Linked DNA regions of Homo sapiens: region 1 is linked to region 2. Evidence: chromatin loops called from intact Hi-C (ENCODE). Cell type or tissue: chondrocyte. All regions are shown on one strand.

The links. Hi-C counts contacts between places; a loop is a spot of excess contacts. Peaks named below come from ENCODE experiments on the same cell type or tissue, not always from the same donor. Only the 100,000 strongest peaks of a DNase experiment are listed, where the experiment ranks them.
Region 1: it touches region 2 in a loop (2.5-fold over the local background); 7 of 110 quality-filtered maps call a loop at or near these places.

Annotation. Positions count from the first base shown.
Region 1 is chr18:26,648,807-26,651,306 of GRCh38, reverse strand. It overlaps a transcript of KCTD1 not described here. Among named protein-coding and RNA genes, the nearest start is that of PCAT18, 54 kb to the left of the region's middle. RefSeq lists an enhancer at 1-293. In chondrocyte, CTCF peaks have their summits at 1,189 and 1,392 (motif pointing right); no DNase peak of the experiment used is centred here.
Region 2 is chr18:26,088,932-26,091,431 of GRCh38, reverse strand. SS18 (SS18 subunit of BAF chromatin remodeling complex) reads left to right here and starts at 819. Exons shown (of 11, transcript NM_001007559.3): 1 at 819-931. The coding sequence starts at 863. RefSeq lists an enhancer at 365-484. In chondrocyte, a CTCF peak has its summit at 1,225; DNase peaks (open chromatin) are centred at 521, 891 and 1,301.

The DNA of each region.
Region 1 (2,500 bases), 560 kb before region 2:
GTTCTGCTTTCTCATCTACACCCATAGTCCTTTCTGTCCAGGACATACTATTTAAGCCCTTTTCAAGGGCACTTGGCAAAGGGCTTGCTTGTTCTGCCACCGGCTTCCATTCCTCCTGTTCTCTCTTCGCCCCCACCTCTGTATCTCCCTGCCACACCAGCACCCTGCTGTTATGCCAAGAGAGAAAGAAAAAAAACAAAAACAGTGTGAGATTGTTGTGAGAGATTGTTGTGATCAGAACATGTGAATTGGTCTCTATCTCTTGCTGAGCAAATCGTTTGCTCACAAGTACTCTGTCATGCTGACCAAAATAGGGATTTGTTTTCTATCCAATGGGAACTGACAACAATTCAGCCCTTGCTGCCGACACCAACGCTGCTATTAAGAAGAAGAGTTATGAACTGAAGAGAATGTTAACGAGATAGATTTCAAATGCTGGCTAGAGGAAGGGATATTCTTCCTGATAAATCTTTCCAAAGCATCTACTGCTATCATCACTGACTTGTTTTTGTAGCACTTTCACTTTGCTGGAAATTTGTAGCCAATGGAACAGAAAATGTGTGTAAAACAAAAGACCCAGACTTTCTATGTGAGGGGGAGAAAAAGCTACATTGGTCCATGGTACTGATCCTTCTCTATCCTACCCATCCATTCCCACCACCCCATATGCAAATCCCACTCCATCTCTGTCTGTGCTGTATTTTCTTGGTTAAATTACTGAATCTCTCTAAGCTTCAGTTTTCTGAACTACAAATGAGGTAATAATATGAGATCATTGTAAAGGAGATAATAATAGTCCTAGAGTTGTTCAGAGAATAAAATGAGATGTAACAGGATGTATATGCCTAGCACAAAATAAGCACTCAGAAAATATCCATATATTGTTAAGAGCAGGGACTGTGTTTATTCACCTTTGCTTTCTCAGTTCCTTAATACAGTGCCTGGCACACAGGATAAGTGCTCAATAAATAACTGTTGGATACATGAACACATAATTTCAGGGGACGCAAGAATAAAGCCAGATGTTGATTTCACTTCCCTGTAAGTACTTTTTGCCATTGACAAGAGGACCCAAGTTCTGCCAGATACCCTCACCTGCTGGTTATGGGCTTTTTCTAACCAATTAGATCAATCATTTGGGAACAGATCAAATTTGATCTGGGGAAGCATTGATGCTAAGTAGGACGTTGCCTCAAAGATGGTCCTGTTTTGCCTTTTGATTACTCATGTGGAGGTCGTCCTGTGCACAGTTGTCATGGGATTTCCAAAATCTGCAGACACTTACGCTATGAAATGATGCAAATGCACCACTAGGTTCTGAACCCCCACAATGGGAGTCACTGAATTTGCGTATTAACACTGAGAAGAAACACGGGACCCGGTCTGATACCCATTCCATCCAGCAGATGGCAGTGACACACATTGGCAAGTAAACTTGGAATCGCCTCTGGTCTTGCTGTTAGTTTCTCACCATTGCCTCTCTCTCCTGGAAAAGGAAAGCCCAGCCAGCTTTAAAAAGCTGCCTTTTCCCAGCACTTTGGGAGGCCGAGGCAGGTGGATCACGAGGTCAGGATATCGAGACCATCCTGGCCAACATGGTGAAACCCCATCTCTACGAAAATACAAAAAAATTAGCCGGGCGTGGTGGCGCGTGCCTGTAGTCCCAGCTACTCGGGAGGCTGGGGCAGAAGAATCGCTTGAACCCAGGAGGCGGAGGTTGCAGTGAGCTGAGATTGCGCCACTGTACTCCAGCCTGGGCGACAGAGCAAGACTCTGTCTCAAAAAAACACACAAAAAAACAAAAAAGCTGTCTTTGCTCCTTCACCGAAACAACCGAGGCTCAACGGGGACAGCTGGAAGGATCAGCACCTCCGAGCCGTCTGTTTCTTCCTGGGCTGTGGGGCAGGGAGGAGAAAGAAAGCAGACCTTGTTATCTGGTGCAATCCACTTACTGCCAGTTTCCCAGAGATATGGACCATAAGAGGCCTGCTTTCCTGTTTATTTAATCAAATCAACAGAAGAAAGTGCTGTTAACCTCCAGCGTCTACCATGCTCTGGGTTGAGAGCACTTGATGCCAAAAGTGATCAGGAATACTAGTAAAGATAATAACCCAGTCTTAGGCAGTCACGTGCTGCCAGGGAATGGAACAGTGTCTATGCTGCTGAAGACCCATGTGAAGTCCTCTCATGTGGGGTCGTGAAATGACTTGGTTCTTCTGGTTGCTTAGAAATAGAGACCCACTGTTAATTGTGTGACCCCAAAGCTTTGGTTTCATTATCTATACAATGTGGGTGAGGAAAACCACCTCAGAGGGTTGTTGTAAGTACTGAATATGTAACACCAATACAATGCCTCTAAGTGCCAGACTGTTTTTCAAGGGCTTTGCAAGATATTACTTGTGTAATCCTCATCCATCACCTAAGAGGGTGATATTACTGGCATCCCCATGTTTTAGATGAGGAGATGGAAGTGCGGAGAGATAAAGTAACTTGCCCAGGT
Region 2 (2,500 bases):
TGTCCCAAGAGGCGAGCTCTTCTCTGTCCGCTCCAGCCAAGCTGGCCGATTGCCCCTGAGCACTGGACACAACCTTGGTGTCCCGGTTTCGGGTCAGGGTTACTTTCCAATTGTTAGGCACGACTTTGTGCGTGCGTGCGAGACTGTGGACTCGGAGGTGCGCATTTGGGGCGTAGCCGAGCCATTTAAACCAGCGAATCCGCGTTCACCTTGTCCTTCCACCTCTGCCCTATCTCGGCAGATGCTCCACGGATTTGCACGAACTCCCGAGTCTTGACCTCCCTCCCCTCTCCGGGCTGCCGGGACAACTCGGGGCGGCCACTCTTGCCAGGAGGCGTAAGTAAGGATGAAGTTGGAAAAACTGAACTAGGTCTAGGGCACGCTCTGCAACACAGTCGGGGAGACGCTTCAGAGGGCCGGAGAGGGAGGCAAGTTGCCACGGCGCGAAGGGGGCGGGCCGGCTTGGGCCGCTCGCATTTCCTGTGACAGGGGCTGCCCCAGCCTCTCCTTCTCCCGCGGCGGCGGGACCATTTCCTGAATCGCTGAAGCGGAGGGAGGACTAGGGCGCGACTCTACCATTAGCGCAAAGGGCCAGGGGGTGCCCATAAGGAGAGCTCGGGGGATGCAGGGACGGTCAAGAAAGTTCGGCCAGGGCTAGGGGTCCCCCAGAGTGCGCAGAAGCGAGACATCCCTGGCCAGAGTGCCTCCTTCAGGCCTGCCCCGCCGCCCGTCCGCTTGGCCCCGGAGCATCCCCCCTCCCCGCATTCCCGAGGTGGTTCAGCCCGAGAGGCCGGCGTCTCTCCCCCAGTTTGCCGTTCACCCGGAGCGCTCGGGACTTGCCGATAGTGGTGACGGCGGCAACATGTCTGTGGCTTTCGCGGCCCCGAGGCAGCGAGGCAAGGGGGAGATCACTCCCGCTGCGATTCAGAAGGTGAAACCGCGCGGGGTTGCGGATGCCAGGCCCTTACCGCCTCTGGGAGAGACAGACGCGGGGGGAAGGGCCGGGCCCGGAGTCGACCGGGCCGAGGCGGAGGCGGGCCTGCTGGGAATCAGCAGTGTTTGGGAACACGGACTGCTGGCTGTGCCTGAGTGGGTGGCGGAAGAGGGTGAACCGGTTTTTCTCGGAGTCTTTCACGCATTTACGCGTTTTTCTACAGACACAAAAGCCCAAACAGCCGCCGCCTGATTTCTCTAGGGATGGGGCGGCGTTCGGGCTGCGGGGCGCGTGCGCCCGGCGGCGGCCGCTCAGGGAAGGGCGTGTGTCGGACCGGCGGCCCCGCGCGTTGCTCCGGAGTTACTTTGGCGTCGCCCCGCCCCGCGTGCCGCGGCTGCTTCGTGCGGACCCCACCGCGGGTCGCGGCAGGCAGAGGGGAAGTCGGTGCGCTGGTCGCCGCCCTGCAAACTCAGCCGAGTTTGGGAGCTCGCAGGAGGACTTGGGGAACGCTGGAGGGAACCTTAGTATAGAGTTTGAGGAGCGGGCAAGGAAGGTCCCCATGGACTCTGGGGTTGTCCCCAGAGCCTCTTCTTCCCTTCTGCATCGCCGCCTATTCATTTATTCTGCAGCAAATATTTATTGAGCGCCTATTTTAGGCGCTGAGGCTACTGTGGTGAGTCATGGTCCTTGCCTTCCTGGAGCTTACAGTCTAATGGTGGAGACTGTCGTGACCAGTTAATGTAAGTCGTGATAAATACACAGGGAGCTGCCTCCTTTTTAAAGGATAGAGCTGCTGCAGTCGCTGCTGTGTTACTGCCAGTCGGAACACAAAGGTTCTTTATTGTCCTCTACCCCTTGTTGCCTGCAAGCAAGGCAGCATTCTAAATTTTACTGACCTAGACTTTCAGAAGTTGCTGCTGTATTTAGCAGTTTACTTTAAATATTTTTGTTTTGTTTTATGCTGTGTAGCAAAGATCAAAATAGAAAAAAAGGTCAAGTTTTAGTACCACTCAGACCACGTAGATTATGCTAATCGGTTTCTGTTTACTGTCAGGTTCTTCGTAGTGTGGCTTTTGACATTTGCCCAACTGTTGCTTTATTTTATGAACAAACGGGCTTGGCAGTGCCTGGAAATGCAGTGCTTTCATATAGTGCTCTGAGTTAAGTCTGCAGCCTGGCAAACAGCTCCAAGTACGCACTCACGCAAAACTGCGTTTCTGGAGGGCTCACCTTTTTTATTTTTGTACACAGGAAAAGTCCAGAGTTTTTCTTTTTTTTTTATAGTTTCTGTTACATAAGTCTGAAGATATTTATCATGGATAATGATTAATTCGGAGGATGCTGATCAATTATTTTCCATTCTCAGCTGAACAGAAAAATGGGCTCTAAATTAATTGCCTTATTCTACAATGGGAGAGATTGATATTAGATGTGAGACAGATATTTTAATGGTGAAGTTCAATAGTTTGAGGAATATACTGGAGATAATAAGTTGTGAAATCATTAGGTTGAGGACTGGATTCGTGCTTTTTAAGGACTTTTTTTGGTCATCCAATGGTTCTATTT